2 separate regions of the Homo sapiens genome follow, and region 1 is linked to region 2. The links are chromatin contacts, found by Hi-C or POLR2A ChIA-PET in ENCODE. All regions are on one chromosome and are shown on one strand. The core of a region is the stretch at or near the end of the contact, and the rest is flanking DNA. Distances in the headings are between cores, read along the strand shown.

Evidence for each region. A loop is a pair of places that touch in the nucleus more often than their neighbours do. ChIA-PET counts read pairs that join two places held with the same protein, here RNA polymerase II (POLR2A). Pooled maps may share reads with other maps.
Region 1: a loop to region 2 is called in a map with no recorded cell type, with 3 times the contacts of the local background. The contact joins two enhancer-like sites. A Hi-C loop is called at or near these places in 1 of 168 maps with a recorded cell type or tissue (GM11168), 4 of 37 single-sample maps with no recorded cell type and 5 of 50 pooled maps. POLR2A ChIA-PET finds 5 or more read pairs at or near these places in 4 of 52 experiments (CD4-positive, alpha-beta T cell, GM12878, HEK293 and 1 more).

What each region holds. Positions count from the first base shown.
Region 1 is chr16:3,854,955-3,862,706 of GRCh38, reverse strand. The region is part of intron 1 of CREBBP (CREB binding lysine acetyltransferase); the gene reads left to right. Among named protein-coding and RNA genes, the nearest start is that of CREBBP, 22 kb to the left of the region's middle. RefSeq lists a silencer at 2,636-2,820. Within about 2 kb of position 4,851, at least 8 of the 41 ENCODE cell types and tissues checked have a DNase peak (open chromatin) inside an H3K27ac peak, as active enhancers do.
Region 2 is chr16:3,692,618-3,699,926 of GRCh38, reverse strand. The region is part of intron 1 of TRAP1 (TNF receptor associated protein 1); the gene reads left to right. Among named protein-coding and RNA genes, the nearest start is that of TRAP1, 21 kb to the left of the region's middle. RefSeq lists an enhancer at 3,207-3,707. Within about 2 kb of position 3,891, at least 8 of the 41 ENCODE cell types and tissues checked have a DNase peak (open chromatin) inside an H3K27ac peak, as active enhancers do.

The DNA.
Region 1 (7,752 bases), core at 3,602-6,101, 160 kb before region 2:
TACAGTGGGAAGGGCGTCACTTTGGTAGGTATGTGGATCTGATACAGTAGGAAGAACCCCACTAGAATGTCGTATATGAAGAATGGACTTCTTGGGGAAGGTCGTTGTTAATGTCCACTTAAATATCGTTCATCATACAAAACACAGCATATGACAGGAAAACAAGAAAACCCAAATTCTAAGCTCTAGTATAAATGTAAGTGCTGTGTTGAGGGTTTTAAGACAATTCGGTTTATTAAACCCAAATTTAATAACCCGAGATTGTGTCACTGCACTCCAGCCTGGGCGACAGAGCAAGCCTGCCTACCGTAGTGAGGCCCTTCCCACCGTATGGAACTTGTACCTACCCTGGGGCTCCTGCCATCTTGGAGCTTTTCCCTTGAAGTTCCCCACAGCAGAGCAGCCATCTCTGCCTGCCTGTCTTGCTGTCTTCTGTCCCTGCCTCTTTGGAGTTGTCAGTGTCCTTTTCCTCTAAACTTCTGCTCAGAGCCTCTTATTTGAAGCCTTTCCTACTTTTGTTCACTGCCTTATTCCACTTGGCTGTAAAATATGACATACGTGTTAATTTAAGTTTGTGGCTTGGTGTCCATTGGCTGTCTTCCTCAATTAGAGTACAGTCCTCTGGGGAGGCCGACTTCTATTCTATCTCAAACCCAGCCGGTCCTGCACCGAGTGAGGGCCCCTGAGCAGTGACTCGCTTCCTTCTCCTGGGGAGGAGAGGGTGGGGGCTGCCGGCCGAGCTCTCTGGCTCTTCAGCAGATCAGTGATTCTGAGGAGGGGCAAGACTTACTCAAGATAAGATCACTGTTCAGAATGAAGTACAACCTCATTGTTCTGTTCTAATTAGGGATTGGTGTGTCTGCATAAAAGAAGCCTGAATTACGGAAGATTTTAGAAGGAGGTTGCTTTAATTATTTCCTAATAGTCATTGTAAAAAAAAAAAAAAAAGTTAGATGTCTTTTGGGAACTTGTTTAAATGCCTAGATAAAAATTACTTACGATGGCATAAATATTAATAAAACAGCTTTTCTCTTTCTTTTTTTTTTTTTTTTTTGGTATAGAGAGTTGTTCCATTATATTTATTTGCATAATCCCCAAGAACTTTCAAAGCAAAGTAACCTTTAATTCTACTAGAATTGCCACAGATCAGCAGGGATGAGTTTATTAGCAAGTCACTACCATTGATAAGTGGCGGCTGTTGAGCGCCTGCTCTGTACCAACCCTGGAGTGCCAGGTTCTTAAAGGCTTTGGCTGGTTCAGCCCTCATAGGTGCCTTGGGAGATGGGATTGGGACAGTGATAGTAATGACTAATATTTTTTGAGTCCTTACTGCATGCCAAGCTCAGTGCTAAATGCTGTATGGTTTAATTCTTTCATCAACGATCCTGCGAAGCAGGTGCTACTGTCCTTTATTTTATTTTATTTATTTATTTTTTTGGGACAGAGTTTTGCCCTTGTTGCCCAGGCTGGAGTGCAATGGCGCGATCTCGGCTCACTGCAACCTCCCAGTGATTCTCCTGCCTCAGCTTCCCGAGTAGCTGGGGTTATAGGCACCTGCCACCACGCCCAGCTAATTTTTTGTAATTTTCAGTATTTTTAGTAGAGACAGGGTTTCACCATGTTGGCTAGGCTGGTTTCGAACTCCTGACCATAGGTGACCCACCTGTCTGCCTCCCAAAGTGCTGGGATTACAGGCATGAGCCACTGCACCCAGCTGTCCTTCCATTTTAGAGCTAAGGAGGGGTACACAGGGAGGCAGTAGCTGTGGTGACAGCTGTGATCTGAACCAGGGCTTGGTTGAGTACTCTTCTCACTACACCAGACTGCACTTCCTGTGTCCGTAGTGTCTAATTAGTAATAGATCAGTAAACACACCGAGAGCGTAGTGTGGCCTCCAGGTCATTTAACAATAATAATAACAACACTGTGAATCCTTCCACCACTCTCTAGATTCCTCATCTCTAGGAGTGAACTTTTCCAGGATGCTTTGCCCTTGCTGGATCAAGTTTTTTGTATGTAGTTTTTTTCCTTCAAATTTTGTTTTAATTAACAAATAAAAATTGTATGTATTTATCATATACAACATGATGTTTTGAAATATCTATACATTGTGGATTGGCTAAATTGAGCCAATTAACATGTGCATTACCTCTTCCTGTGTCCGTTAACTTAGAAATTAAAAATTCTTTTTGGAGCCACAGTGGCACATGCCAGCAGTCTTGGCTACTTGGGAGGCTGAGGCAGGAGGATTGCTTGAGTCCAGGAGTTTAGGAGTTTGAGGCTACAGTGAGCCATGATCACACTTGTGAATGGCCACTGCACTCCAGCCTGGGCAACACAGACCCCATCTCTTAAAAAAAATTCCTTTTGGAAGTTTTTCGAGGGTAGGTAAATAGGTGAATAAAAATGTTTAGCTTTTGAAAGATTTAATAGAAGCATTTGAGTAGTCAGGGCTATAGTACAAGTCTGAGGATGTAGGGAAAAATCAGGTTTCTCCTATACTCCTTTATTCCTATACTCAGTGTCAACAGTCGACACAGAACACCTCTGGGACCAGATTTGTGGAGATGCCCCCAGCCACACACACACACCGAGTAGGCACTCGGTGCTGCAGCAGACGCCAGCTGACAGGCAGATGGTGTCAGATCCCACGGTTGAGGGCTCAGTCCTCAAGACTGCCCCCGCCCCCCACCATTTGCAAGCCCCAAGTTGTTTTACCTGTGCTTCTGACTGGCTATAAATGGGGTTCCCACAAGCCCCTCCTTGGGTTCAATTAATTTACTAGAGCGGTTGACAGAGCTCAAGGAAACATGTTTACTGGTTTTTTATTGTAAAGGATATTATGAAGGATACCACTGAATATCAGGTGATAGGGCAAGGCGTGTGAGAGGGCCATGTAGCCTTTTTGCCCCGTCCAGGTGTGCCACTCTTCAGGAACCTCCATGTGTTCAGCTATCTGGAAGCTCTCTGAACCCTGTACTTGTGAGTTTTTATGGAGGCTTCATTACATAGGCATGATTGATTAAACCATTGGCCGTTGGTGATCAACTTAAGCTTTAGTATCTCTCCCTTCCCTGGAAATTAAGGATGGGCTGAAAGTCCCAGTCCTCTAATCAGTCATGCCTTGGTCTTCCTGGTGACCAGCTCCTGTCCGAAGCTACCTAGGAGCTGCCAGCCATCAGTCAATTCGTGAGCATACGAAAAGACATTACTGGTTGGGTGTGGTGGCTCACACCTATAATCCCAGCAATTTGTGAGGCCGAGGCGGATGGATCACCTGAGGTTGGGAGTTCTAGACCATTCTGGCCAACATGGTGAAACCCCGTCTCTGCTGAAAATACAAAAAATTAGCCGGGTGTGGTGGTATGCGCCTGTAATCCCAGCTACTTGGGAGGCTGAGGCAGAAGAATTGTTTGAATCCGGGAAGTAGAGGCTGCAGTGAGCCAAGATCGTGCCACTGCACTCTAGCCTAGGCGACAGAGCCAAAAAAAAATAAAAATAAAAAAATAAAAAATAAAAATTCTATTTTGGAGATTCCAAGGATTTTAGGAGTTGTATGCCAGGAGACAGGGTGGAAGACCAAATACATAGTCACAGTATTACAAAAGTAATGCAAAAGACAATCTAAAGAAACCATGAAAAAAAAATCTAAAGAAAGGAGACCTTTTTCACAGGAAATAGGGATGTGAGAGAGAAATTAGGAGTGGGTGAGGAAGAGAAAATATGTGTGGGAGGGAAAGCAGAGAAGTATGAACACATCACAAAACAGCATCTGAACTCTTACATGCTTATTTCTTACACTACTGTTGCTCATCCTACATTATGCCATTTAATCTGTGTATCAATTCTAGGGTTGGGGTTCATTGATGCTGAGTTTGTAGCCAAAGAGTGAAATATACTTGGGTGGTCCCCTAAAAGGTAAAGAGGGCAATAGGAAAAAGTCTTAAAGAGAAAGATGACCCAGTGTAATATTTCTAGAGAATTCGTTATTGTTTCTGTTTTCAGAAAGTAGTAGTAAACATTAAGATTACTGCTTTATATCTTTGACTAGACAAGCAGCTTGTTGATACTGTGTATCCTCTATAATGTGAGCACTCATTCAGCACGTGGGTTTATTGAGTGCCTAGTACATACGAAGCATTTTATGCTAGGCACTGAGTAGATAAGCAAGACAGGATCCCTGCTTTCAGGGAGCTTACAGCCCCACGCACGTTATAACGTGAAATTGTTAGCATAATTTTAACGCATTGTGTCTGTAGGAGCATAAAAGAGTTCTTATTTCCAGGAGAAGGTGTGATAGACCAGTCCTGTCAGTACAAATAATCTGGGGCTCCAAGTGGAATTCAAAGAAGAAAATAAGGTATTATGGAAGAGGAGGCTGTAGAAAACCTGAAGAAAGGTGTGTTTTGTGGATACTTTGGCTGATGGCTTTGAAATTTTTTTCAGATGAGGCTGTTTTCAAATGTTATTGGCTGCACAGATTGATTTAGCCACCCACCTGGTGTTTGATTCTAGTAGTTCATTCCTTGCTTAAGGTGAAATGCTGATTTCTGATCATCATTATTAAGAATGGATCCTGGAACAGATGTAGGTACCATTTGTCTTTCAGTGTTTAGGAGTGATCCCCACCTAACAGTCTGCATGCAGACCACCGGCTTGGGTTTCCTAGTATAGAAGTGAATGTCCTCTGTACCTTGCTTGGTAAACAGTTGCCTTTCCTGAGGCTGGCTGAGTTTGGCTGTAACTTTCTCCTTCCTAAGTCCCTACTATTTTCCTCATTCCTCACTGGGTCTTCCCAGCCTCGTATGAGTGTGATAGAAATGGGGAAATGTGTAGCCTCTCTTTTCTCTCATTTCAGCTTAATGAAAGGGGTAGCCTCCTGGTTGGCAGCCAGGAAGCTGCAAAAGGGAAAATTCCTTTCCCTAGCTATGGAAGTATGACAGGCAGTGTTCGCTATTTGATATCGGCTGGTGAAGTTTCCTTGAGGTGCAAATGCTCTGGGTGCAGGGTGCCCACAGTCTCCTTTTCTTTGCATTCTCCCGGGCCCCCTGGTAACGGTCAGAGAGAAGAGGGCTTACCTGGGACTGGATCGCTGTCAATCGTGAACCTTAGGAACTTCCGATGATACAGATTGCTCTTGCTTAACCCATGTGTTGGGACACTTTGGTGTGTAGAAAGCAAAGCTGTGTTGTGTTGCAATATCCTGGCCTGCCTCCTTCACTCCCCTTTGTCAGTTTTGCTGAACTAGGGAATATGGAAATGTGGTGACAGTGGTAAACAGAAGGGTGATGGTACGACTACGTGTGCGCCCTATCTTGCCTTTTAAAAAGCCACACCTGTATATTTGGTTTTACACATATTCATATGGTGAATTACAGAAGAAGAATTTGTCTAACTCTGCCTTCACCCAAACAGCTGGTATATGTATTTGGACTGAAATAGGATGAAAAAGTGGTCACGGTGGTCAGAGTGTAGCAGACCAGTGAAAAACAAAAACACTAGCCCAGGACATAAGCCCTGCTTACAACTTTGAAACTTGCCTGTGAATTTGATAAGAACTAGAATAAACCATAAATGAAAACTGATAGCTCTGAGAGTGGCAGGATGATGGGTGAAGTTTTTAACTCTGGGGCGTTGGTACCCTTGTTTTACAGGTGAGGGTATGAAGATGCAGAGATGAAGCAGTTTGCCTAAGGATGCAGGATTTCAACTCCTGTGCTCAGCTTCCAGCTGTTCTGTTCCCATTGTTCTACACTGAGGCCAGCCCTGCCCTGGGTTTCACTAAGTACTCTCTGAGTTTATCTGCTCTTCTGTGGCCTGGCCTCCCTCTCCTAGGAAGAGTGCTTAGGGATGTTCAAAATAGCCAGTTAGGTCGCCTTTTGCAGATTTTTCCAAACTTAAATATAAAATATTTGGCCCTTGTTTGCTTCTGGGTTACAGTGCTTGACACGGTCTCTTCATCCTCGCCCTGGACAGAAAGGAAGGAGAGCTGATCTCTAATGGTAATGGCTCCAGTTCCTGGTTTAGATGAAGTTTCATTTTCATGCTCATCAGTTAAGGAACACTGCATTTTTAAAAGTAGTTATTTTGGGCTGCAGTGGCTCATGCCTGTAATCCCAGTGCTTTGGGAGACTGAAGTAGGAGTATTTCTTGAGGCCAGGAGTTTGAGACCAGCCTGGGCAACATAGCAAGACCCCATCTCTACAAAAAAAAATTTTTTTAATTAGCTGGCAAGCCTGGGAAACATGGCGAAACCCTGTCTCTCCAAAACAGTACAAAAATCAGGTGGGTGTTTTGGTGCAGGGCGGAAGCTGCATTGAGCCTGCAACTTCACTGCACTCCAGCCTGGGTGCCGGAGCAAGACCCTGTCAAAATAATTATTTAATTAATTCATTAATTAAAAATAAAATAAAAAATGAGCTGTTTGTGGTGGGGCACACCTGTGGTCCCAGCTATAGGGGGCTGAAGCGGGAGAATTGGTTGAGTCCAGGAGTTTGAGGATACAGTGAGCTGTGATTGTGCCATTGCACAGAGGTGACAGAGCAAGACCCTATCTCTAAAACATAAAATAAAAAATAAAATGTTGTTATTTGGGGGGGTACATATTTTCTTTTTTCCTTTTATTTGTAGTTGACATGTGATTGTATATATTAAGGGGTTACAGAATATTTTGTAACATGCATGCAATGCATAATGAGCAAATCATAGTAATTAGGATATCTACCACCTCAAACGTTTATCATTTGGGTTGGACAAAAATATTTATTAAGGAGTACCGAGTAAATTTGTGTGTGCAGGTGGACAAAGCCTGGAGGGCAACAAACAAAACAGTAGTTATGATAGAGAGGACTTTTTAATACATATTTAATAAATATTGTACAGTTTGTGTCTGGACACCTCAGTGAATCTCCAAATTTAGGATAGCAAAATAGCGTAAAAACTATGGATTGGAACCCTCAGAAGCATGTTGAGACCTATTTCACCAGGTACAGGCCCTGTGCCCTCATGGAACTGTCTGCTGTATCCGGGATCAGATTCCTTTCTCTTCAAAATGACATGCCCTGTAACCATGAGGAGGTACCCCAAATTGAAGGACCTTCTACAATAACAACTGGCCTCTATTCTTCAAAAATGTCAGTTATGGCCGGGTGCAATGGCTCACGCCTGTAATCCTAGCACTTTGGGAGGCTTAGGCGGGCGGATCACCTGAGGTCAGAAGTTCGAAACCAGCCTGGCCAACGTGGCGAAACCCCGTCTCTACTAAAAATACAAACGTTAGCCGGGTGCGGTGGTGCACGCCTGTAATCCCAGCTATTCTGGCTGAGGTTGGAGAATTGCTTGAACCCGGGAGGCAAAGGTTGCAGTGAGCCTGGATCGTGCCACTGCACTCCATCTAGCGTGGGCAACAGAGCAAGACTCTGTCTAATAAACAAATAAGAATAAAATGTCACTTACGAAAGACAAAGGCCAGGGAACCTTTGATCCTTTTTCGATTAAACAAGGTGACAAAGACATGACAATTAAATGCACCATGATCCTGAATTAGATCTTGGATCTTGTAATCTCATGGCTATAGGACATGTCATTTTGAAGAGACAGATGTGTGATAAAGATCATTATTGGGACAACCAGCAAAATTTGAGTAAGGGCAGTATATTCAGTATTGTATCAGTGTTACATTTCCTGAGTTGCACATGCATACTGTGATTATGTAAGAGGATGTTGTTAGGAGATACGTACTGAAGTACTTAG
Region 2 (7,309 bases), core at 2,642-5,141:
AAGGTAGGAAGATTGCTTGAGACCAGGAGCTTAAGACCAGCCTGGTCAACATGGAAACACCCTATCTCTAGGAAAAAAAAAAAAAAAAGAATTTAGTCCTGTGTGATGGTGCTTACCTGCAGTCCCAGCTGTTCAGGAGAGTAAAGCAGGAAGGTCCCTTGAGCCCAGGAGTTCAAGACTGCAGTGAGCCATGACTGTACCACTGCACTCCAGCCTGGGTGACAGAGCAATCTCTTTTCTAAGAAAGAAAGAAATAGTAAATACATGAATAAATCTTTTTTTTTTTTTTTTTTTTTTGAGACGGAGTTTCACTCTTGTCACCCAGGCTGCTGGAGTGCAATGGCACAATCTCGGCTCACCGCAACCTCTGCCTCGTGGGTTCAAGTGATTCTCCTGCCTCAGCCTCCCGAGTAGCGGGGATTACAGGCACCCAGTGCTAATTTTGTATTTTTAGTAGAGATGGGGTTTCACCCTGTTGGTCACGCTGGTCTTGAACTCCTGACCTCAGGTGATCCACCCGCCTCGGCCTCCCAAAGTGCTGGGATTATGGTGTGAGCCACTGCGCCTGGCCAGTATAAAATTTTTTTAAATGGGCAGCATAAAAAGTTAAGTGCAGTGAACTCATAGGAAGAGATTATTGTGAACTGCTGGGGCCAGGGAGGCCTGAATGGGAGAGAGGGCCTGCAGCCAGGCCCTGCAGCAACTCGGATGGGAAGGAGTCCCAGCTACTGAGACTGCAGCTGCAGAGTGGAGGAGCTGCATGGGCACTGGCAGTAGTGGGTAGGGATGTGGGGGGTGGAAGGGGAGGGGTGTGTGGTGTCACATTCAAACTATCAGTGCTTCCCATTTTGTGCGACCCCAAACCACCAGATAGTTTAACAGTAAGATCTTGTAGCCTGACATTGAGGTTTGTGGTTTTTCCTTTAGGGTGTAGGAGAAACACAAAGACGGAAATTGTACAGCTAGCGTGTTTGGTATCTGGTTCAGGCAGATTTATTCCTCTAATGGTTTATTTTTTTTTTAATTTTTAATTTTTTTTTTGAGACAGGGCCTGGCTGCATCTCCCACCCTGAAATGCAGTGGCGTGATCTTGGCTCACTGCAACCTCTGCCTTGCAGGCTCAAGTGATCCTCCCAAGTAGCTGAGACTACAGGCATGCACCACCACACCTGGCTGTTTTTTTGTAGAGATGGGGTTTTGCCATGTTACCCAGGCTAATTTCAAACTCCTGAGCTGAAGCGACCCCCCGGCCTTGGCCTCCCAAAGTGCTGGGATTACAGGCATGAGCCACTGCACCTGAGTTAGTGATTAAAAGTTGTTGTAGAAGCCGGGCGCGGTGGCTCACGCCTGTAATCCCAGCACTTTGGGAGGCTGAGGCGGGCAGATCACGAGGTCAGGAGATCAAGACCATCCTGGCTAACACGGTGAAACCCCATCTCTACTAAAAATACAAAAAATTAGCCGGGCATGGTGGCGGGCGCCTGTAGTCTTGGGAGGCTGAGGCAGGAGAATGGCATGAATCCGGGAGGCGGAGCTTGCAGTGAGCCGAGATGGCGCCCTGCACTGCAGCCTGGGCAACAGAGTGAGACTCTAAAAAAAAAAAAAAAAGTTGTTGTGGAAAGTTTACATAACCTGAAATCAAATCTGCTTTTAAGAATGCTGTCAATTCAATTAATGTAATCTTGGCGTTATGATACTAAGTCTTGCAATTCTGGCTGGAAATATAGATTTCTTATTTTTTTCTTTTTCCCAATTGTGAGGACTTCTATATACTCCTCCCATAATGAATATTATATTAAATCCTTTCAAAAATATAGGCTGGGTGTAGTGGTTTGTGCCTGTAATCCCAGCACTTTGGGAGACTGAGGCAGACGGATCACGAGGTCAGGAGTTCGAGACCATCCTGGCCAACATGGTGAAACCCTGTCTCTACTTAAAAAAGAAAAACAAAAAAACAAAAAAACACAAAAGTTAGCCGGGCATGGTGGTGCACACCTGCAATCCCAGCTACTTGGGAGGCTGAGGCAGGAGAATTGCTTGAACCTGGGAGGCAGAGGTTGCAGTGAGCCGAGATCACGCCATTTCACTCCAGCTCTGGGCAACAGAGCAAGACCTTCTCGAGGAAAAAAAAAAAAAATTCTGCATATTAATTGGGGAAAAACCAAAAAGACTAGAAAAATGAAACATGGGGAAATCATGTTTAATCTTAGAGTGAGGAAGGCTTTTACAACCAAAAGACTAATTTCCTTTTTTTTTTTTTTTTGAGACAGAGTCTTGCTCTGTTGCCCAGGGTGGAGTGCAGTGGCGCCATCTCAGCTCGCTGCAAACTCCGTCTCCCGGGTTCATGCCATTCTCCTGCCTCAGCCTCCCAAGTAGCTGGGACTACAGGCGCCCACCACTACGCCTGGCTAATTTTTTGTATTTTTAGTAGAGACGGGGTTTCACCGTGTTAGCCAGGATGGTCTCAATCTCCTGACCTCGTGATCCTCCCGCCTCGGCCTCCCAAAGTGCTGGGATTACAGGTGTGAGCCACCGCTCCTGGCGACTAATTTCCTTAATATATAAAAAGCTCTTACAAATCAATAAGAAGAAGATTTAAAATGTAGTAGAAAAATTATCAGAGGATACCAACAGTCCCTTAACAAAAAAGGAAATAGGAAATATTTAAAAATACGGGACAGTGCTCAGTTTTGCTTATAATAAGAGAAATGTAAGTGAAAACTGCAGTGAAAATTTTATCTGACCAATAGGCAAAGATCCAAGAGTTTCATCTCAACACTGACTTGGCAGGAATGTAGGATGATATGCACTTTAGTACATTGCTGTGGGAACGTAAACTGATAGGATCTCTGTGGAGTGTGACTTGGCAGTATCTACCACTGCTTCAAATACATAACCTTAGGCTGGGCGTGGTGTCTTACGGCTCTAATCCCAGCGCTTGGGAGGCAGAGGCCGGGGGATCACTTGAGCTCAGGAGTTTGAGACCAGCCTGGGCAACATGGTGAATCCCTGTCTCTACAGAAAACACAAAAATTAGCCGGGTATGGTGGCATGAGCCTGTAGTCTCAGCTACTCGGAAGGTTGAGGTGGGAGGATCACTTGAATCCGGAGGGTTGAGGCTGCTGTGAGCCAAGATCACTCTACTGCACTTCAGCCTGGGCGACAGAGTGAGACCCAGTCAAAAAAAAAAAGAAAAAAAAAATTAGCTAGGAGTGGTAATACACGGCCTATAGTCCCAGCTACTCAGGAGGCTGAGGTGGGAGGATCACCTGAGCCCGGGAAGGTCGAGGCTGCAGTGAGCTGTGATTGTGCCATTGTGATCCAGCCTGGGCAACAGAGTGAGACCCTGTCTCAAAATAGTAGTAACTTACACCAGCCAGTTATTGCTGTGGTGTTTCCTGATGGTGTGCTTTCTGTTTTCTGCCATTCCTTGTGTTTATTCATTGGAATTCTGCTGTGATGAAGAGCTGCTGCTCCTCCTCTGTTTAAGTGTGCACCGATGTTTGCTTGATTTGCCGGGTCACAGCTTACAATCCATTATTGTCGTTCGTTATTTTGCCGCACAGATTGTCCTAGATTCTGCCACTGGGAGCCCTTCTGGCTGGGCTGTGTGTTCTCCTGACACACCCCGTCCTTTCTCGTCCTTCTGCACACCACTGGGTGTCCTAGGCTCCTCTGTGTGCTCCGCAGGGATCTCTGGTTCCTGTTTTTGGAGAGAGGTATTCACAAACCAAGATCTGGCTGCCAGGTAGGGTGACCAGCCGTCCTAGTTTGCCAGGACAAAGGCTTTCCCTGGGACGTGGGACTTTAGAGTGCTGAAACTGGAACAGCTTTTGGACTTTGCTCTCTGTAGCCTAAGTGGGGGGTCATCGCGCCTGGGCCCTGTCACGCGTCAGTGGACAGAGCTGGGAAATGTGTGTGTGTAAATGTTCCGGTATTGATTTCTGCATCCAGTCTGTACACATGGCAAAGGTTGTGAGCCTGTACTGATGCCTGTACCTCCAGTGCCGCCCCGCAGGGTTTATTCCTGCCCCTTCCTTATCAGTGACTTTTCTTCAACTGTGAGGACCCCAACTCAGTAGCCACAATCAGCTTTTCCGCTTGATCTTGGCACATGCGTAAATCGGGCTCAGACCTGCTGACTCCGCAGGGGACACATCTCCTGCCCGAGCCTGGTGATGGTGTGCTGTCCTCTGAGGTTAGTTTTACAGTAACAGTCAAAGTGCTATTTTCTGAAGTCTCTTAGGTTAGTTCTTCTTTCAGAGTGGTGATGTCATCGTCACAGCTCTGCATATTTGCTGTTTGTATTTCATTTTGTGTTCATGTGCGCCCTGTTTTGTTTTCACGGTTTCTTTTTCTTTTTCTTTTTCTTTTCTTTTTTTTTTTTTTTCGAGACAGAGTCTCACTCTGTCGCCAAGTCTGGAGTACAGTGGTGCGACCTCGGCTCACTGCAACCTCCACCTCCTGTGTTCGAGCAGTCCTTCCACCTCGGCCTCCCGAGTAGCTGATAACTAGAAGTGCGCCACCACGTCTGGCTAAGTAATGGTTTGTTTTTTGAGTATGAGAAACCTGACCATGGTTCTAAGAGAGACATACGAAAAGATGTATGTGGAAGTGTCATGTTCCCTCAGCTCTGCCAGCCCTCTCCCCTTCCCGCTTTCTTTGCATTCTCTGTACATATGCTGGTTGGGGGTTGAATTGTGTCTCCCCACGAAAGATGTTGAAGTCCCAGCTCTCAGTACCTGTGAATGTGACCATATTTGGAAATAGGGTCTTTGCAGGTGATCAAGTTAAGATGAGTTCACTTGGGTGGGCCCTAATCCAGTATGACTGTGTCCTTATAAAATGGGGACATTTGAACAGACAGACATGTGTAGAGGGAGAAGGGCAGACGTCCTGAAGGGAAGACACAGGGAGAAGATGACCACCCACAAGCCAAGCAACGCCAGAGGCTGCAGAGGCTGGAAGAGGCGCAAACAGACCCTCCCTCCCAGCCTCAGGAGGAACCAGCCCTAGTGGCACCTTGATCTTGGACTTCTTGCTTCCAGGACTGTGAGAGAATAAGTGTCTGTTACTGTAAGCTACCGGGTTTGTGCCACGGGGAGTTTAATACACACCTCCTGTAGGTAACCAAGCTGTGGGGTTTGAAGGCCGGGTACAGTGGCTCATACCTGTCATCCTAGTGCTTTAAGAGGCCAAAGTGGGAGGATTACTTGAGTCCAGGAGTTCAAGACCAGGCTGGGCAACAAAGAGAAACCTTGTCTCTATTTTTATTCTTTTTTAAAAAGAGGCCAGGTATGGTGGCTCACGTCTGTAATCCCAGCACTTTGGGAGGCCAAGGTGGGCAGATCACTTGAGGTCAGGAGTTGGAGACCAGCCTGGCCAACATGGTGAAACCATGTCTCTTTTAAAAATAAAAGCCAGGCATGGTGGTGCGTGCCTGTAATCCCAGCTACTAGGGAGGCTGAGGCAGGAGAATCGCCTGAACCCAGGAGGCAGAGGTTGCAGTGAGCTGAGATCATGCCCCTGCACTCCAGCCTGGATGACAGAGCGAGACTCTGTCTCAAAAAAAAAAAGAGAAAGATACGTTCGCGTCCTCATCCCTGGTACTTGTGAGTGTGAGCTTATTTGGGTCATTTCAGATGTATCAGGTTGTGATGAGGTCACACTGCATGGGGGTGGGGCCTAACTCCAGTATTCCTGGTATCCGTATAAGAAGAGGGAAATCTGGACACAGCCAGGACTCACATAGAGAAGAGCTTGCCATGTGACAAGAGACAGAGCCTGGAGGGTCTGCAAAGCATGAAACACCAAGGATGCCGGCTACTGCCAGAAGCTGGGGAGAGGTGCGGGATGGACTCTCCCTCGGCACCTCCAGTGGGAAGCACCGCTGCCCAGAACCTGGGACCTTTTTTTTTTTTTTTTTGAGACAGAGTCTCGCTGTCTCACCCAGCCTGAAGTGCAGAAGTGCGGTAGTGTGATCTTGGCTCACTACAGCCTCAACATCCTGGGCTCAAGTGATCTTCCCACCTCAGCCTCACAAGTAGCTGGGACTACAGGTGCACACCACTACACCTGGCTAGTTTTTGTGTTTTTTGCAGAGATGGAGTCTCACTTTCTTGCCCAGGCTGGTCTTAAACCCCTGGGCTCAAGCGATTCTCCTGCCTTGGCCTCCCAAAGTGCTGGGATTACAGGTGTGAGGTTGTGTGCCTGGCTCAGAACTGTGGACCTTTTTGAAACTGCCTAGTTTGTGGTGCTGTGTTTCAGTAGTCCTAGGAAACAAAATACACAGTCACATCAGTTTCTGGTTTATCCTTTTTGTGTTTCTTTTACACAAATGGTGAGAAACACTGATATGCTCTGTGGGCAGGTGTTGGCACTTGGACACTTCCCTCCTGTGCCCCCAGGGCTGGCTGTGCTTTGGAAGGAGGCACAGAGACTTCAGCACCCTGGTTTGATGTAGACTGTTCGCGAACTCCTCTAATGCCAAATACCATTTAATTCCAGAAGAAATGTCCCGGGATTTTTTTTTTTTTTTTAACTGTACGAATAAAGTGAACAATGCAATTACATGGGCCCAAATAACTGGATGTTTACATGGTTTGGAATTTGAATACTTTCTGAATTGTGGTAGATGTTTTTAAGGTATCTGCATAGAGATAAAGACAGGCTAGGGTTGGCCGGGCATGGTGGCTCACGCCTGTAATCCCAGCACTTTGGGAGGCCTAGGTGGGTGGATCACCTGAGGTCAATAGTTCGAGAGCAGCCTGACCAATAAGGTGAAACCTCGTCTCTACTAAAAATACAAAAATTAGGCATGGTGGCTGGTGCCTGTAGTCCCAGCTACTTTGGAGGCTGAGACAGGAGAATCGCTTGAACCCAGAAGATGGAGGTTGCAGTGAGCCGAGATCACTGCACTCCAGCCTGGGCGACAGAGCGAGACTCCATCTCAAAAAAAAACAAAAACAAAAGGCCAGGTTTGTGCTGTTTGTAAGTCCAGGAATAAGCCTAAAGAATAGGCAAGTTTTGGCTGGGCACGGTGGCTCATGCCTGTAATCCTAGCACTTTGGGAGGCTGAGGTGGGCAGATCGCCTGAGGTCAAGAGTTCGAGACCAGCCTGGCCAACATGGTGAAACCCTGTCTCTACTAAAACTACAAAAATTAGCTGGGTGTGGTGGCAGGCGCCTGTAAACCCAGCTACTCGGGAGGCTGAGGCAGGAGAATCGCTTGAACCCGGGAGGTGGAGGTTGCAATGAGCCGAGATTGCACCATTGCACTGCAGCCTGGGCAACAAGAGTGAGACTTCATC